Regions from separate parts of the Homo sapiens genome. Here region 2 is linked to region 1. Evidence: read pairs that join two places in POLR2A ChIA-PET (ENCODE). Cell type or tissue: K562. All regions are shown on one strand. Links, peaks and the distances in the headings refer to the core of each region. The heading gives the core; the rest is flanking DNA.

The links. ChIA-PET counts read pairs that join two places held together with the same protein. Peaks named below come from ENCODE experiments on the same cell type or tissue, not always from the same donor. Only the 100,000 strongest peaks of a DNase experiment are listed, where the experiment ranks them.
Region 2: POLR2A ChIA-PET joins it to region 1 with 5 read pairs; 3 of 35 experiments call an interaction of 5 or more read pairs at or near these places.

What each region holds. Positions count from the first base shown.
Region 1 is chr1:45,953,257-45,956,178 of GRCh38, reverse strand. The region is part of intron 4 of MAST2 (microtubule associated serine/threonine kinase 2); the gene reads right to left. Among named protein-coding and RNA genes, the nearest start is that of MAST2, 150 kb to the right of the region's middle. In K562, for the core only: no CTCF peak of the experiment used is centred there; a DNase peak (open chromatin) is centred at 1,468.
Region 2 is chr1:45,681,672-45,684,593 of GRCh38, reverse strand. All of the region lies in intron 2 of GPBP1L1 (GC-rich promoter binding protein 1 like 1), which reads left to right. Among named protein-coding and RNA genes, the nearest start is that of GPBP1L1, 3.4 kb to the left of the region's middle. In K562, for the core only: no CTCF peak of the experiment used is centred there; no DNase peak of the experiment used is centred there.

The DNA.
Region 1 (2,922 bases), core at 122-2,621:
AATTTGAATTTGACCCACCACAATTAAGAAATTTCACTGGTGGGACTCACAAGGACAAATTGTTTAGTTGATCCAATTCCATTTATATAAAATTATAGAAAATGCTAACTAATCTATAGTGACAGACTGCAGATTAGTAGTTGCCCAATGAGAAGCAAGGAATGGATTATAGATAGTCATGAGGAAACTTCTGAGAGTTATAGATCTGTTCATTATCTTCATGTTCATTATCACAGTCATACAATCTATTATATTCCAATCATACCTCAATAAAACTATACAAAAATTTTAAAATGTAAGCAACATCATGTCCCTCTTCCATTTAAAATTCTCCTTGTCTCACTGAGAGAAAAAGCCAGTTCTGATGATGGCCTACAAGGCATTATATGGTCTGGATTCTCCATGACCTCTCTCCCTCCTGCTCACTCTCCAGCCACACCGGCCTCCTCGCCTTTCTTAGAAAATGCCAAGCGAGCCACCCATCTCAGGGCCTTTACAATTGGGATTTCCTTTGCCTATGTTTCTCCCAGGTTGCCTCAAGGCTTGCTCCCCTCTTCCTTCAGGTCTTTGCTCAAGTACAATCTTCTGGGTGAATTTTCCCCGATCATTCTATTTAAAATTGCAAACCCTCCCAAACTCTCTATCCCCCTTTCTTGATATATTTTTCTCCTAGCACTTATCATCATCTAACACACTACAGTCAGCATGTGGGTTCCACATCCATGGATTCAACCAACTATGGGTGGAAAATATTTTTTAAAACTTTTAAAATAATATAAATTTTAAAAATATAGTATAACAGCTATTTGCAGGGATTTGCTTTGTATTAGATATTATAAATAATCTAGAGATGATTTAAAGTATACAGGAAGATGTGTATAGGTTATATGCGAATATTATGTATGCTCTTTTATATAAGAGACTTGGGCATCTGCAGATTTTGGTATCCGTGTGGGTCCTGGAACTAATCCCCAATATATATATGATGGTATATATTTTGCACATTCATTTTGTTGTCTCTCTTCTCATCAGAAATTAAACTGTATGAGGGCAGGGGCTTTTGTATGCTTTGTGTACTGCTGCACTCCTCAATACCTAGAACGCTGCCTGGCACACAGTAGGCTCTCAATAAGTATTTGTTAAATGAATGGATGAGTATGATTTGTTACAAGGATTAAAATAAAGAAGATACATGTATACCTGGCCTATGAAAGGTAAATCAAACTGTTATATCTAAATCCTTGTGTCTGAAAGTGAAAATGTCTTGAAACTTCAGGGACGGATAATTAATTCCAGCTTCATTTGCCTTAACCTTATTTAAAATTTAAAATAAAAGCCAAAACACTAAAGATCGTATTTCCAGGCCACATGCCTTTTTATAAAGGTACACATAATCTCACTTGGCAAATCTTTAACAGCTGCCAGGGGAAAAAAAGGTCAGACACTCTGCTACAGATACCATGACTCAGCTGAGATCCACAACAAGGAACTGGCTAATTTTTCCATTTCAACAGGCTCTGGCCATTTCCCCAGGATCCTAAGAAGATAAAGGGCAAGTCTTAATTCTTTCATTCCAGTAAGATGAAGTACTGGATATCTGCAGAGTTGGGTACACTAACTCTCAGCGGACGGGTGGTAGCCTGGAAGCCCCCGGAGCTACCTCATGCAAAGACTGGTGTTAAATCATCCCAGTCACTTGGCTACTTGGAGTGAGACTTGGCATTTCAATTTCTTACATACCTCGCCATGGTCATCTCAGTCAACAGCAAGAACAAGGGCTAAGGCATATCGTGCATTCTCTGTGACAATGTTGAATTGTAACCACATTTGGAGAGTAGTAGATCGTTTCTAGCCTTCAAAAACCCCTCCCTCCAGCAACTAGCAGGCACTCGGAAAATCTGACCCCTGCAAGAGCTGCTGTAAATTTACTTAGGAAGCCTGCTTCCCACTGTGAAGCAACAAAGGGTATGGAATAAGATGTCTGGTTGCAGATCCCTTAGGTCTCTCCAGTCTCCAAATCTCAGAGGTCTAGCTGCTCCTAGGAACTTGAGCACTCCGTGACTGGATAGTACTTGGCAGGCACCTTTTAGAATTTAGAATGAGGAAAAGATCACTTCTGTTTCAGTAAGTGTAAACAATATAAAGAAGAATGTGGAGCTGGTTACAGTCAAGCACTTCCAGATGCTATAATATTTCAGAGTAACAACCAAGATGTCCTGGTTAAGATGGGGAAGTGAGAGTGGGAAAAAAATACATATTCCCTCCCCAATAAAGGGAGATATTATTACGTATCCATTATATTATTATTGATATATTATTTATTGCTTACCTGGATTTCAATACCCTCCTAACTAGTCTCTCTGGTTTACTCTTGTCTTCTACCCTAATCTGTTCTTAATATGAGCAAGCCACAGTGATTCTTTTAAAGCACACATCTGATTATTTCATTCCTCTGCTCAAAACCTTCCACAGGCTGCTAATTTTGCACAGGCACTTCTAGCTACTAGGACCAGCGTTAACTGTTCCCTTTACTTGCAATGTCCTTCCTTCAACTACACAATGGCAAAATCCCTCACTCCTTCAAGGCTTTATTCTAATGTCACCTTCCCAATTTTCTGTTTTCCTGAATCCCCTTTGGTCTACCTTTTTTCCCAATAGCATTTGTCATCTTCTAACATACTACATAAACTATGTTTACTGTCTGTTTCTTCTTTTCTAGAGTGAGCTCTAAGAGGTATCCCAATCACCTAGAAATAGTACACAGGGCATAGGAGGTTTTCGACAAGTGTTTATTGAACAAATGAATGTATTTCCACAGAAGCAGGTAGTCAGAATTCCCCGCAAGGGCAGCAGGCATCAGAGGAACTAGGAGAAAAGTCTTTGCTCTAAGGTAAAGTTTTCCTCCAAGTCTGATGGCAACTC
Region 2 (2,922 bases), core at 273-2,772, 270 kb after region 1:
GGGGAACTCTTGGGGAAACCTTTATTTTGAGCGAATTCAATTTACTAGATTGCTCATCAGTGGCTGTTAAAATGCTTAGCTGAGGAGGACACATTCAACCATTTAAATTTAGAATGATAAGAAATCTGGTGCACATTTCTGCTTGTAATTCATTTTTAATTTTGAGTTAAAGATAAGACACAATCGTGAATCATACTTCAGAAGATTGCATATCTTTATTTTATGGCTATAACTCTGATGTGCCAGGGACTGACTGCTGTTTAAAGTGCTTTGTATTTGTTACTTACTTTTTTTTCCTTCTTTTCTTTTCTTTTTCTTTTTTTTTTTTTTTTTTTGAGACGGAGTTTCGCTCTTGTTGCCCAGGCTGGAGTGCGGTGGCTTGATTTCTGTTCACTGCAACCTCCGCCTCCTGGGTTCAAGCGATTCACCTGTCTCAGCCTCCCGAGTAGCTGGTATTACAGGGGCTCACCACTACGCCTGGCTAATTTTTTGTATTTTTAGTAGAGATGGGTTTCACCATGTTGGCCAGGCTGGTCTTGAACTCCTGACCTCAGGTGATCCGCCTGCCTTGGCCTCCCAAAGTGCTGGGATTATAGTCATGAGCCACCGCCCCCGCCCGGCTTGTTGTTTACTTTTATAAGTATACTGGTTTATTTGTTTTGTTTTGTTTTTGATACGGGGTCTCACTCTGTCACCCAGATTGGAGTGCGGTGGCATGATTTCAGCTCACTGCAGCCTCCACCTCTCAGGCTTAAGCAGTCCTCCCACCTCAACCTCCCTAGTAGCTGGGACGACAGGTGCGTGCCACCGCACCCAGCTAATTTTTTTTTTTTTTTTTTTTTGTATTTTATTAGAGAGGAGGGGGAGGGTTCATCCTATTGCCAAGCTGGTCTCGAACTCAGGGACTCAAGCAATGGTCTCGAACTCAGGGACTCAAGCAATCTGCTCACTTTGGCCTCCCAAAGTGTTGGGATTACAGGCGTGAGCCACAGCGCCAGGTCTAAGTAGATACTGTTTTATACCCTATTTTGTAGTTGAGGAAAAGGAGTCCAGAGATTCATCCAGCTGGTAGGTAACAGTCTATATTCAGGCCGGGCGCGGTGGCTCACGCCTGTAATCCCAGCACTTTGGGAGGCCGAGGCGGGCGGATCACGAGGTCAGGAGATGGAGACCATCTTGGCTAACACTGTGAAACCCCGTCTCTACTAAAAATACAAAAAATTAGCTGGGCGTGGTGGTAGGCGCCTGTAGTGCCAGCTACTCGGGAGGCTGAGGCTGGAGAATGGCATGAATCCGGAAGGCAGAGCTTCCAGTGAGCCGAGATCTGCGCTCCAACCTGGGGACAGAGCGAGACTCCCTCTCAAAAAAAAAAAAAAAAAAAAAAAAAAAAGGCCTATATTCAAATTTAGGCAATCTAAGTTGTTGTGTTTAACTTGACTGTTATGGTCACTGCCTTTAAACATGAAAGTAAGACTGTTGGTCTAAAAGATGAAAGGCAGACAAAATTTTAAAGGATTCCAACTAAAAAAAAAAAAACTAATGGGAAAGGCAAATTTTGGTGTATTTATGGTTGTTCAGATAGATGAGGGGAAAAATAACATACCCCCTAAGTGGCTGTAGTTGCTGTTGTCTGGAATTTAATACGTGGTTGTGCTGTTAGAGACCTAATTGCCCAAGTTACTTCTAAATCAGACTTAGTGTTTCCTATTTCCCACTGAAATCTGCCTCAAACAGCCTATAATCAAACTTGGAAAATAGTTCAGTAAGAGGAACTGAACTTTTGTCCACAGGTATACTTTAACTGAGGTAGATATATTTCTAATGTTATGTAAATTGAATTTTTATAGGTGATTTCAAACGTGCTAGGCAAACATTTAAAAGAGCCTATTATTTTTCTTTACTAAGGCAAATAATTGATCTGTTAGCTGAATCATTTTTCAGCTAAAACAGCTCAATCATTTATTTTTGTTAAGAAACTAGGGATTGGGAGTATCTAGATGACCATAAAACAAAGAACTTTACGGTTTAACAGATAATACTTAATAGTTGGAGGATAACATAAAAAGCAATTACTCTTAAAGGAGTTGATTTTAACAAAGTCATTAAGTTCACCTTCCTTTTCTAAGATAAAAACCACTTTGCCTTTTGTTAACCAGAGGTCAGCCTAGAGAATCACCAGAATGAACAAAGTTTTAGTACCCTTTTCTGAGCAGTAGGTCTATTTGTGTGGAGTAAGTTTTTTCCCCCAGAAAAATCTCATTTGGTTAAGTTTAGCTATACTTTAAATTGAGCTTGCAAACTCTGTTTCTGCTTAAGTTTAAAAGTTTGGTATATAAAAAAGTTATTGTCTGAATTATTGCTATCTTTAAAGTTTATAAGTATATAGAAAAGTTGGTTTTGGGGCTGTTTAGTTAATTTGAAAGTAGAGCTTTTCCAGTTTTTGTGCTGTTAGTAAATTTTTCTACTTTTTAATTCGTCTTACCATGTATGGCAGGAAGGGCAATAGGAACCATTTATTGTGGGCTTCATAAACTCAGATGCTGTAATAGAGTCAATTATGTAATCTTATTATTCCTTACTATTTAAAGAAGTAGATATTAACCCTTCTACAAGAGATATACAGAGGTTCCAAGAAGTTAAGTAATTTCGGTAACATAGAGATGGAGATTTGGGCCGCTTTCTGTGATTCCAAAGCATAGTTTCCACCATAGCACACAGAGAAATGGCATAGTATGGTAATCAGTGGTTGGCTTTGTAGCCAGACCATTTGGGTTCGAATCTCAGCTTTGCTGCTTACAGCTTTGTGACTTTGAGTGAATTATTTAAATGAGACTGTTTGCCTGTTTCTTCATCTGTTAAATAGGAACAATAATAGTACCTTCTCCTAGGGTTGTTGTAATAAATAATATTTGTATAATTCTT